Linked DNA regions of Homo sapiens: region 1 is linked to region 2. A link is a contact called in ENCODE Hi-C or POLR2A ChIA-PET data. All regions are on one chromosome and are shown on one strand. The core of a region is the stretch at or near the end of the contact, and the rest is flanking DNA. Distances in the headings are between cores, read along the strand shown. Region 1 overlaps DLGAP4 (DLG associated protein 4). Region 2 overlaps DLGAP4 (DLG associated protein 4).

Region 1 (4,699 bases), core at 843-3,342, 34 kb before region 2:
CTGTAATCCCAGCTACTCAGGAGGCTGAGGCCTGGGAAGTGGAGGATGCAGTGAGCCAAGATCGCACCACTGCACTCCAGCCTGGGCGACAGAACAAGACTCTGTCTCAAAAAAAAAAAAAATGCAGAAACAAATTCATTCTGACCTGATAAATACAGTTTGGAGGATAAAATCTTGGGGTAGAAGACAGAAATAATGAGATAAAGGAAGCTTCTCTAGAAGAAGCAAGGACTTAGGTGCTGCGAGGTAGGGAGGCTGGGCTAGATACCTGGGGCTGGGAGCAGGCTGCACGGAGGATGCATCGCACAACTGGCTTGTGTCTGGGCTGTGGCATGAGGGACCTGCATGGCTGAGAGGGGGTCAGGAGAAGCAAGCATGCAGCCCATGGGGATGGGTGGTTTCACGTGCTGTGGTTTAGGGGCTGGCAGGAAGCATGGAGAACAGGGGAAGGGGGCTCCAGCAGAAACCCATGCATGTGTAAAGGCTTGGATGCACGGAGGTGTGCCGTGTTTGGGAATGGTGCACTGTGCATTTGGTTCTCTGAAGCTGGAAGGGGTATGCTGAGGGGGTGGGAGGGGCATGAGATGAAGCTGCTGAGATGGATGGGCAGGGACCAAGCAAAAAGGGCTCAGGTTTGGGAGGAGCCCTAGAACCTTGGATACTAAAGTGTTGGGAGCCTTTGCTATATGGCCAAATAATCTGGGTTTTTGGCAACTGAGGGTTTTTGTAGTGATAATGAGGTTTATTTTCTCTTTCAACAAATTATTGAGAGCCTTTGTGCTTGAGGCATAACCCCAATCCTGGCATGTGGCATGATTTGTCAGGACAGAGTTCCCTCAATTGCCCCAGGCCTGTAGCTGTCAGTTGACTCCTCCAAGCCCGTGGACTGATGTGGTCAGTGCTCTGATGGAGATTCCCAGGTGGAAGAAGAGACGGCAGTCGGGAGGCTCTCAGAGGAAGAAATTCTGAAACTTGTGGGTAGCTGAGGGAAGCCTTCCAGGCAGAAGAACAGTATGTGTGAAGGCCCCAGCGGGGGAGGAAGTGGCCGGGGTGAGGTATTGGAAGAGGTGGGGGTGAGGTATTTCCTCACTATATTTCCTGCATTCACACATTTGAAATGAGAGCTCTCCTGTACAAGGTTAGGTCCCATCTCCCTGCTTCAGGGAGGCAATACTCAGAGCTGAGGGGTGCCTGTCCCCCAGGGAGCCCCTGAAGCCCCAAAATCTTGTATGCTAGACAACACCACTTATCTGGCTGTGGCCTGTGTGTGCCTCAGGAGACAGAGGATCCAAGATCAGCTCACTTTCCTCTTACCGAATCAGGCCTGGACTTGCTTTCTGGCTGGGTTACTTTCCCTCTGATGACTGGCTGCCTAGGCCAGGGCTCAGGGCGTCTGAGGGTGCTTAGTAGAACTCTGGGCCCAGCAGCTCTGAGAGAGAGGCTGGAGGGTCAGTCCTTTGTCCAGACCCTGACTGTGGGCAGTCCTGTTGTCTTCCATTGGGAAGAAGGTGTGCCTCTTCCCACCAGAACCTCGTGAATGCTGCATGCACACTCTTCATGGACAGTGTCATCCCTACCCCACAGATGGGAACAAGGACTCTGGTGTCACACAGCCTAAGCTAGGCTTAGTGCCCAGTTCTTGCTCCCCCATACTAACTGCTACCCTCCTAAGGGAGATATACTCCCTTAAACATTTTGAGCAAATTGAGGTTGGCTTCCGTTTTCTGATCTAGGGCAAAAAACCCCATTTGTTTGGGACTTTAGGTCAAACAAATCCATTCCTTTCCTGAAATCCTCAGTGAGTTAGTCCTGTCTCTGCTGGTGGCCATAGATTTCAAGAGTTGCTCTAAACAAACGTCCAGGTCTTGGTGGAAACTGTCCCTGGGCCAGTCAGAGAACCAGCCCAGACTCCCTGCCAGTGGCTGGGGAGTGGTAGAAATTTGGCTCGCCCCCCCATCCCCACCCTACCCACAGGCCCAGTTGTGTCTGTACCAGAAATGAGGAGTGATGCCAAGCCTAGGCCTGGCCCAGCCTTAGCTTCTGCAATGCAACCTATGTAATCACACCCATTTTACAAGGAGGAAACTGGGGCCATACAACAGGTCAGTGACAAGAGCTGGGACCTGAACTCAGGCTAGTCTGGTTCCACACTGCCCCCTGGCTTCTGGACCCTTACCACCAAAATGACTCTGAAACTAGAGAATTTCAGGATTTCAGACATCAGTGGAGAGGGCATTCGCAGAGGGGATCTTCCCTGCAGTCACAGTGATGGGAGGCTCCACACCCATCCTTGAGGGAGAAGATGAATGGGGCAGTGCTTTGAGTTTGTCAGGGGCTGTGTGAATGCAGTATGCTGTGACCCAGTGAGAATCCCTCCCGCCCTTCCGGAACAGAGGAGAGTTCTGAGAAGCCCAGAGGGCAAGCAGGAGCCTGGAAGCCAGGCCTCTGCCTCCGTCGAGGCCCTTTCTACTCCCACAGTCAGATTTTGGTTTGTTGTGCCCCTGCAGACTGGTCCCAGGGCCCAGCAGGATGCTGTAGGGATGTGGTGATGAGTGAAGGCCCCAAACACCGGCAGCCCAGCCCAGCCCAGCCCAGCGAGGAGGGGCCCAAGGCCTGGAGAGCAGAGTGAGGTGGCTGTGCCGTGGAGCAGATGCGGCTGCTGCTTACTCCTGCAACTTTGAGCAAGTTGTATAACCTTCCTGAGCTTCACGTGCCCCACCTGCAAAGTGGGCATAGTCACGATCTCCACCTCACAGGCTCTGAGGCTTACGTTAGAAAGCCGCAAAGCTGCTGAGCACAGCTTAGTAAATGACCCAGCTTTTGGCCCGCAGCCTGTGCCTTGTGGCCAGCTGAACGCAGTTGCTCCTCTTCGCTGAGCAGGCGTGTCCCTCCTCTCTCAGGATGATGTGTTGGAGAGCCATTCTTCTTTTGACCTGAGCCCTGCCTCCTGCCTCCCTGCTGCCTTTCTTCTGGCCCAGAGAGGTAGCTGTCCTTCTGCCTGTACACTGCTCTTAGGTTGGTAACCAGAGATGCAGGTGTCTGTCTGGGGGATCTCTGAGTTTTCTCAAGGCCTGAGCAGGACTGGGACATTTCAAACAGACGAGTAGGAAGTGAGTGCTCCTGGCTTGGAACTCAGAGCACTTTGTGGCCTCTGGACTAGGCTGGGCACAAGGCACAGCATCCAGTTCCCTGGGCTTAACATCGTGGCATGTGTTACTTTCAAAGAACTCACTGCAGAGCTGTTTCTCTGCTGATGAGGGCTCCTGGCTTTTCTGGAATCCACTAGAAGGCCTTGGTTTCATAGATGTCTATTGGATGAACAGATGGATTATTTTAAATTAAATTTTATTTTTAGATAATTGTAGATTCACATGCAGTTGTAAAAAATAATACAAAGGGATTCTTCATACCCCTTACTCGATTTCCCTCAATAGTAAGACCTTGCAAAACTAATACATTCTCACATCCAGAATATCGACAGATACAATCCACCCATCTTATTCAGATTTCCCCAGTTCCACTTGTGTGTGTGTTAGTGCTATGCAGTTTTATCACATGCATACATTCATGTAACCATCCCCACACTCAATACAGGACTATTCCATCACTTCATACAAGGGTCCCTCTTGTTACCTTTTTATAGCCACACCTACTTCCCTCCTTGCCCTCCCCTTCACCCTCTCCCTAGTGACCACCTCTGCCCTAGCAACTACTAATCTGTTCTCTAGGTCATTTCAAGAATGTTATAGGCCAGGCACAGTGGCTCACACCTATAATCCCAGCATTTTGGGAGACTGAGGCAGGAGGATCCCTTGAGTCCAGGAGTTCGAGACTAACCTGGCAACATAGTGAGACCTCATCTCTACCAAAAGTAAAAAAGTGGTTTTTTTTTTTTGTTCGGTTTTTTTTTTTTTTTTTTTTTTTTTGAGACGGAATTTCGCTCTTATTGCCTAGGCTGGAGTGCAGTGGCGTAATCTTGGCTCACTGCAACCTCCGCCTCCCAAGTTTAAGCAATTCTCCTGCCTCAGCCTCCTGATAGCTAGGATTACAGGCGTGTACCACCATGCCCAGCTGCATGTTTTATTTTTATAAGAAAATGCCAATGTATTTTCCATGACAGTAGTATCACTTTTTCTCCACATTCTCAATAGCATTTGATGTTGTCACTTTTTAGCCATTCTGATAGGTTATGTGATGGTATCTCATAGTGGCAGATGGATGGTTTCTACAGTCCTTTGTCCACAGCTCCTGTGATACTGGGCCTTGTTTTGTGAGTTGCCTCTGGGCTATCACCATCACCATGATTGTAGCCCCTTGAAGGCACAGTTTATCTGGCTCATGGGCCCAGACCAGGGTAGGGGCTTGTTTCAGTCCTCACAGGGCAACAGGCAGTTGGAGTTAAGGTGCTGAGAAAGGCACTAGATCCAACGTCACCCTCCCAGCAAACAGCTACTGTTGGAAAAGCACTTTCTATTGCCAACAGAGTTCTCATCGTCTGAGAAGCAAGCAGTGGGCCTTTGGTGTTCTGGGCTCCTGCTGTGGGTCAGCCCCTGGCTGGGGTCAGGGTGAGATTCAGAGATGGTTCAGGTTCCTACCCATGGCAGGTCCTGGCTCTGGGAATCTCAGTGGAGAAAGTGGAGAACAGGGAGTTGGACCAGTGGAGAACAGGGAGGCAGACCACTGTACGGGTTTCACATAA
Region 2 (4,565 bases), core at 78-2,577:
CTTCTCCTGGGGCCCTGCTGCCAGGAGTCCTGGGGTCTGGAGCCAGCTCTGTGACCTTGTGGTAGCCAGCCTCTTCCCTGAGGCTTCCTTCTGCAAACCAGAACCAGTGACCCCTGTTGAACCGTGGCCCTGTCTAATCCCCTAGAATAGCCTGTAAAATGGGACCTGAAGCCCTAAATTTGTCTCTGACTGTGACTCGGGCTAGTTCCTGCCCGAGTCTCGGGCTCCCGGTGATTCAACATGAGGGTGGACAATGGGATCTGCCCGTCCCCGCTGCTCGAGCGCTCTCGGAGTCTAGGCTTGCTTTCTGCTCCAGTGCCTTGAGCTCTTCCCACTGTCAGTCATCGCTTCTCGTGGCTTCCTGATTCCAAGTGTGTGTTGCTTGTGCCCGATGCGGGGAGGCTGGGGTGGAGACTCCAGCTGCCGGCATATGGTGGGGGTAGTGCCACACAAAACGTGGCACCTTTATTTTATTTTTGTTCTCTCCTCACTGTCTCACTAAAGGAAGAGAAGAAACCACCCCCTCCGGTCCCAAAGAAGCCAGCCAAATCCAAGCCGGCAGTGAGCCGCGACAAGGCCTCAGACGCCAGCGACAAGCAGCGCCAGGAGGCCCGCAAGAGACTCCTGGCGGCCAAGCGGGCAGCTTCTGTGCGGCAGAACTCAGCCACCGAGAGCGCAGACAGCATCGAGATTTATGTCCCGGAGGCCCAGACCAGGCTCTGAGACCATGCAGGAGGAAAGAAACGATTTTAAATCATTAAAAACACAAAAACTAAGTGCGAACGGAACAGAGTTTTCTCAACCTTTGCTATGGTTATTCTGTCTAGAGACCCTGAGCCAACTTTCAAATTGACGCATACAAGGGCTCACAATTTGGCTTTTTTGGGTCCCTCCCAGCTTTAGGTTATGAAGATTTTACTCACAAAAAAAATCAACAAAAATCACGAAACTAGAAAACTTTTTTTTTCCTCTTGCTGGCCGTGGTGGACTAGATAGATGGACGTCGGCAACTCCCGGCCCAGCCTCCATACTGCGGTCTTTTTACTCGTTCTATCTGATGAGAACTCACACTAGCTTGTTTACAAGATGACGACAGTCCAAGGGCAGCCTTGGGCACCTGCCATGTCCCTCCTTTCCCCAGCTATCCCCGCTCTGACCTTGATTTTCATTCTTATGTTTTTCTCTTTTCCCTTCAGAGCTCACACAGTGGTCACCATTGTGGCAAGCGGCTTTCTGGGTCTCAGCCCTCTCTGCGGTTGAGGGCCCAGAGGACAGAGAGATGGACATGCGTCCCCTCCCTCCCCCCGCCAAGTGCTCACACACAACCTCACGCGCACACACACACACGCAGATGGAGGCGCCTCACTGGGAGGTGCCCCGCCAGCCCTGGGCAGTGTCAGGCAGGACTCACTCACCGCTGAGCAGATGAGGGAAGTTTTAGTCTTGGCGGGTGGAAATGAGACGAAGCCACAGTTATCACACTCCAGACTCCTGCCCTTTTATTTTCTCCAGCCCCTTCTTCCTTCAGCAAAATCTAGGACTCCCGAGTGGCTTCCAGGGGGCCGTCAGTCCTCAGCCGCGCCTGTGTCCGGTGCCCGAGGGGCGGGCGGCGGTGTCTGTATGTATGTGTACATATGCACATAGACCTTAGAGTGTATAGTTAACAAACGCCCATCTGCTCACCCATGCCCACCCAGCGCCGCCGCCGCTGGCTCTCGGGGCACCTGGCAGGAGGCGGGTGTGTGAATAGCATATATTTTTACATGTACTATATCTAGGTGTGTGTACAAGTGTGTGTAAAAATATATACCTTGTGTGTAAGCAGCCCTTTTTTTTTTTGGTCTCCACCCCCCTCCCCCCGCCCCGCACTCCTAAGGGCCCATCTGCCCAGCCTCTGAGTTTTCTGTTCTATTTTTTTTTTAACCCCAATTATCCTTCTCTCTCTCCTGCCCCCGCATCCCACTCCCAGGGTGTCACGAGCCCTGAGCTGCAATGGCCCGGGCCTGCAGGGCGGGGTAGGGGAGGGCAGGGGCTGAGCCCCGAAGCCAGCTCAGTACCTGAGGGGCTGCTCTATGCTGTGTATGCGCCTCTCTGGCATCCGAGACATCCTCTTGGCTGGCGCTTGCTGCAGGGGGGGACCCCCCCCCGTCCCCAGGTGAACCAAGGGTCTGCTCCGGGGCCCATTTCCAGCTTGGCCGCCGTCTGTGACCTTGGGCAAGTCACTTGACCTCTGTGTGCCTCAACTTCCTCCTCTGTAAAACGGGGACAGTCCCTGCCCCTCCCTACCTCACAGGCATGTTGTGAGAATAAATGAGGTAACGTGTACCAAGGGCTTGTGGCATTATTGCAGGGGGATGAGCAGAGTGGGCCCAGGAAACTGAACCAGACCCCTCCCAAAAGGCAGCTCTGTGGAGACAGCCTGATGGGAGTGCCAGCCGGGATGCCAGCTGTCACATGCCAGCTCTGTGATCTGGGGCGGGAAGATGGAGCTGACCGTCCCCTCTCCCGAAAATCAGTGTGCAGCACTTACCAGCTTCCTGTTTGAAATAAACCCTTGAAAGATAGATGCTATCACAGGAGCCAGGATAGGCTGATAAAGACGACCCTAGAGGACAGTTTACACCCCCCACAGATCCACAGTCTGCACATTCTCCAGGGTGGGGTACTCGGTATCCCCCTGCCTGGCAGCTGCTTCCACTCTGTCAGGTGCGAGCCCTGAGTGCATCTCCAGAGCACCTCCTCTACAGGCCCAGTGCTGGGGCAGAGCTCGCTCTGGTGAGGGAGACAGATATTGAACGTGACAGATAAGGTCAAGTCAATGACAGGTGGTAAAAAACAAGACGCAGCAGAATGAGGCTGCAGGACCCCGCAGCGCGACCACCAAACCCAGCCTGGGCAGGAGTGTTCTGGTAGAGACCAGAAGGATGAGTGGGTAGCCAGCTTTCAGGGAGGGAGCGGCACGCAGTCCTGGCAGAAGCAGGAGGTGCCAAGCCCCAGTGGTAGGAACATACCTTTTCCTTTTTTTTTTTTTTTTTTTTTTTTGAGACAGTCTTGCTCTGTCACCCAGACTGGAGTGCAGTGGCGCGATCTTGGCTCACTGCAACCTACGCCTCCTGGGTTCTAGCAATTCTCCTGCCTCAGCCTCCCGAGGCTGCCATTATGCCCGGCTAATTTTTGTATTTTTAGTAGAGATGGGGGTTTCACCACGTTGGCCAGGCTGGTCTTGAACTCCTGACCTCAGGATCAGCCCCCATTGGCCTCCCAAAGTGCTGGGATTACAGGCGTGAGCCACCGCACCCGGCCGGAACATGCCTTTTAGAAAGTTCTCTGGCCAGGCTCTGGAGCCACAGACTCCTGGTCTCCTCCCTTGGCCCAAGCCAGCCAAGAAGCTCGTGATCTCAGGCCCAGGGGATGCACGGACCCTGCCTTCCCAGCAGCTTTGTTCAGGCTACCTCGCCCACCCCAGCGAGCCCCCTGGGAGCCCATCCGAACTGTGGCCAGACCCCTGTGCTTGGAGCAGCCCTTGACCCCGGATCCCAACACACCTGTTAGTGGTGACAGAGCATCTGGTGACCACAGGTGGCTTGGATTAACTCCAGGGCTGGCACCTTCCCAGACCTACCCCTACCCTGAGACCCAGCTGGGGGTGACTTGAAGGGTAAGTGAAGAGGTTTCCAGTTGCATCAGGCATTGAAGCAGACGTTCAGGGGTGCAGCTAGCAGCCGGCTCTCCCGGATGGGCCATGGGGATTGGGGATGGACCCTTAGCCTTCCTGCTTCTGCTGTGGCAGGGGAAGGGACTTGAGGGTTAGATTAGGGTCTCAGGAGGGATCCTGCACTCTATTAAGCACAAGATGGGGTAGGGGTGTCTGATGTACAGAATCTGGACCCCCACGCCCAGCCCTCCTGGCACAGCAGTGGAGAAGACGCCACCTCCATTGAAGGGACAGTATAATAATGAACACATATCTCGCGGCCAGAGTCACCGATTACTGATATTTCACCCATATGAGCATTATCCCTCTCGGATACATACACATCGTTTTCCCCGCGAGCCATCTGAGAGTCAGTGGCATACACTGATACTTCACCCCAAAACACATCATGCAATTCCCAGGCACGAGGACGTTCCTGCACAACCACAATACCATCACCACCCTCAAACTTAAGAAAGGAATGTTCCAGGGAGCACCTCCTTTTATATGAATATGGCCTAAAGCACAGCCCATACGCCAGGTGCCCTCACAACCTTGTCCCTTATACCTTCTCCCTTTTATCCATCCAGGGTCCCATTAAGGATCAGTCACTGCTTTCAGTTACCATGTCTGTCTGGTTTTGTTTTGTTTTGTTTTTTCTTTTCTTTTTTAGACAGGGTGTCACTCTGCTGCCCAGGCTGAAGTGCAAAGAATGGTGTGATCACGGCTCACTGCAGCCTCAACCAACTGGGCTCAATCAATCCTCCTGCCTCAGCCTCCCAAGTAGCTGGGACCACAGGTACATGCCACCATGCCCAGCTAATTTTAAAATTTTTTGTAGAGATGGAGTCTCACTTTGTTGCCCAGGCTG

What was found. A loop is a pair of places that touch in the nucleus more often than their neighbours do. ChIA-PET counts read pairs that join two places held with the same protein, here RNA polymerase II (POLR2A). Pooled maps may share reads with other maps.
Region 1: a map of posterior cingulate gyrus shows a loop between it and region 2 (5-fold over the local background). The contact joins two enhancer-like sites. A Hi-C loop is called at or near these places in 2 of 168 maps with a recorded cell type or tissue (mesothelial cell of epicardium and posterior cingulate gyrus), 1 of 37 single-sample maps with no recorded cell type and 5 of 50 pooled maps. POLR2A ChIA-PET finds 5 or more read pairs at or near these places in 8 of 52 experiments (GM12878, OCI-LY7, activated B cell and 5 more).

What each region holds. Positions count from the first base shown.
Region 1 is chr20:36,491,084-36,495,782 of GRCh38, forward strand. The region is part of intron 7 of DLGAP4 (DLG associated protein 4); the gene reads left to right. Among named protein-coding and RNA genes, the nearest start is that of MYL9, 48 kb to the right of the region's middle. Within about 2 kb of position 2,093, at least 24 of the 41 ENCODE cell types and tissues checked have a DNase peak (open chromatin) inside an H3K27ac peak, as active enhancers do.
Region 2 is chr20:36,526,309-36,530,873 of GRCh38, forward strand. It overlaps DLGAP4 (DLG associated protein 4), which reads left to right. Exons shown (of 13, transcript NM_001365621.2): 13 at 505-2,325. The coding sequence ends at 723. All of the region lies in intron 2 of DLGAP4-AS1 (DLGAP4 antisense RNA 1), which reads right to left. Among named protein-coding and RNA genes, the nearest start is that of MYL9, 13 kb to the right of the region's middle. Within about 2 kb of position 1,328, at least 8 of the 41 ENCODE cell types and tissues checked have a DNase peak (open chromatin) inside an H3K27ac peak, as active enhancers do.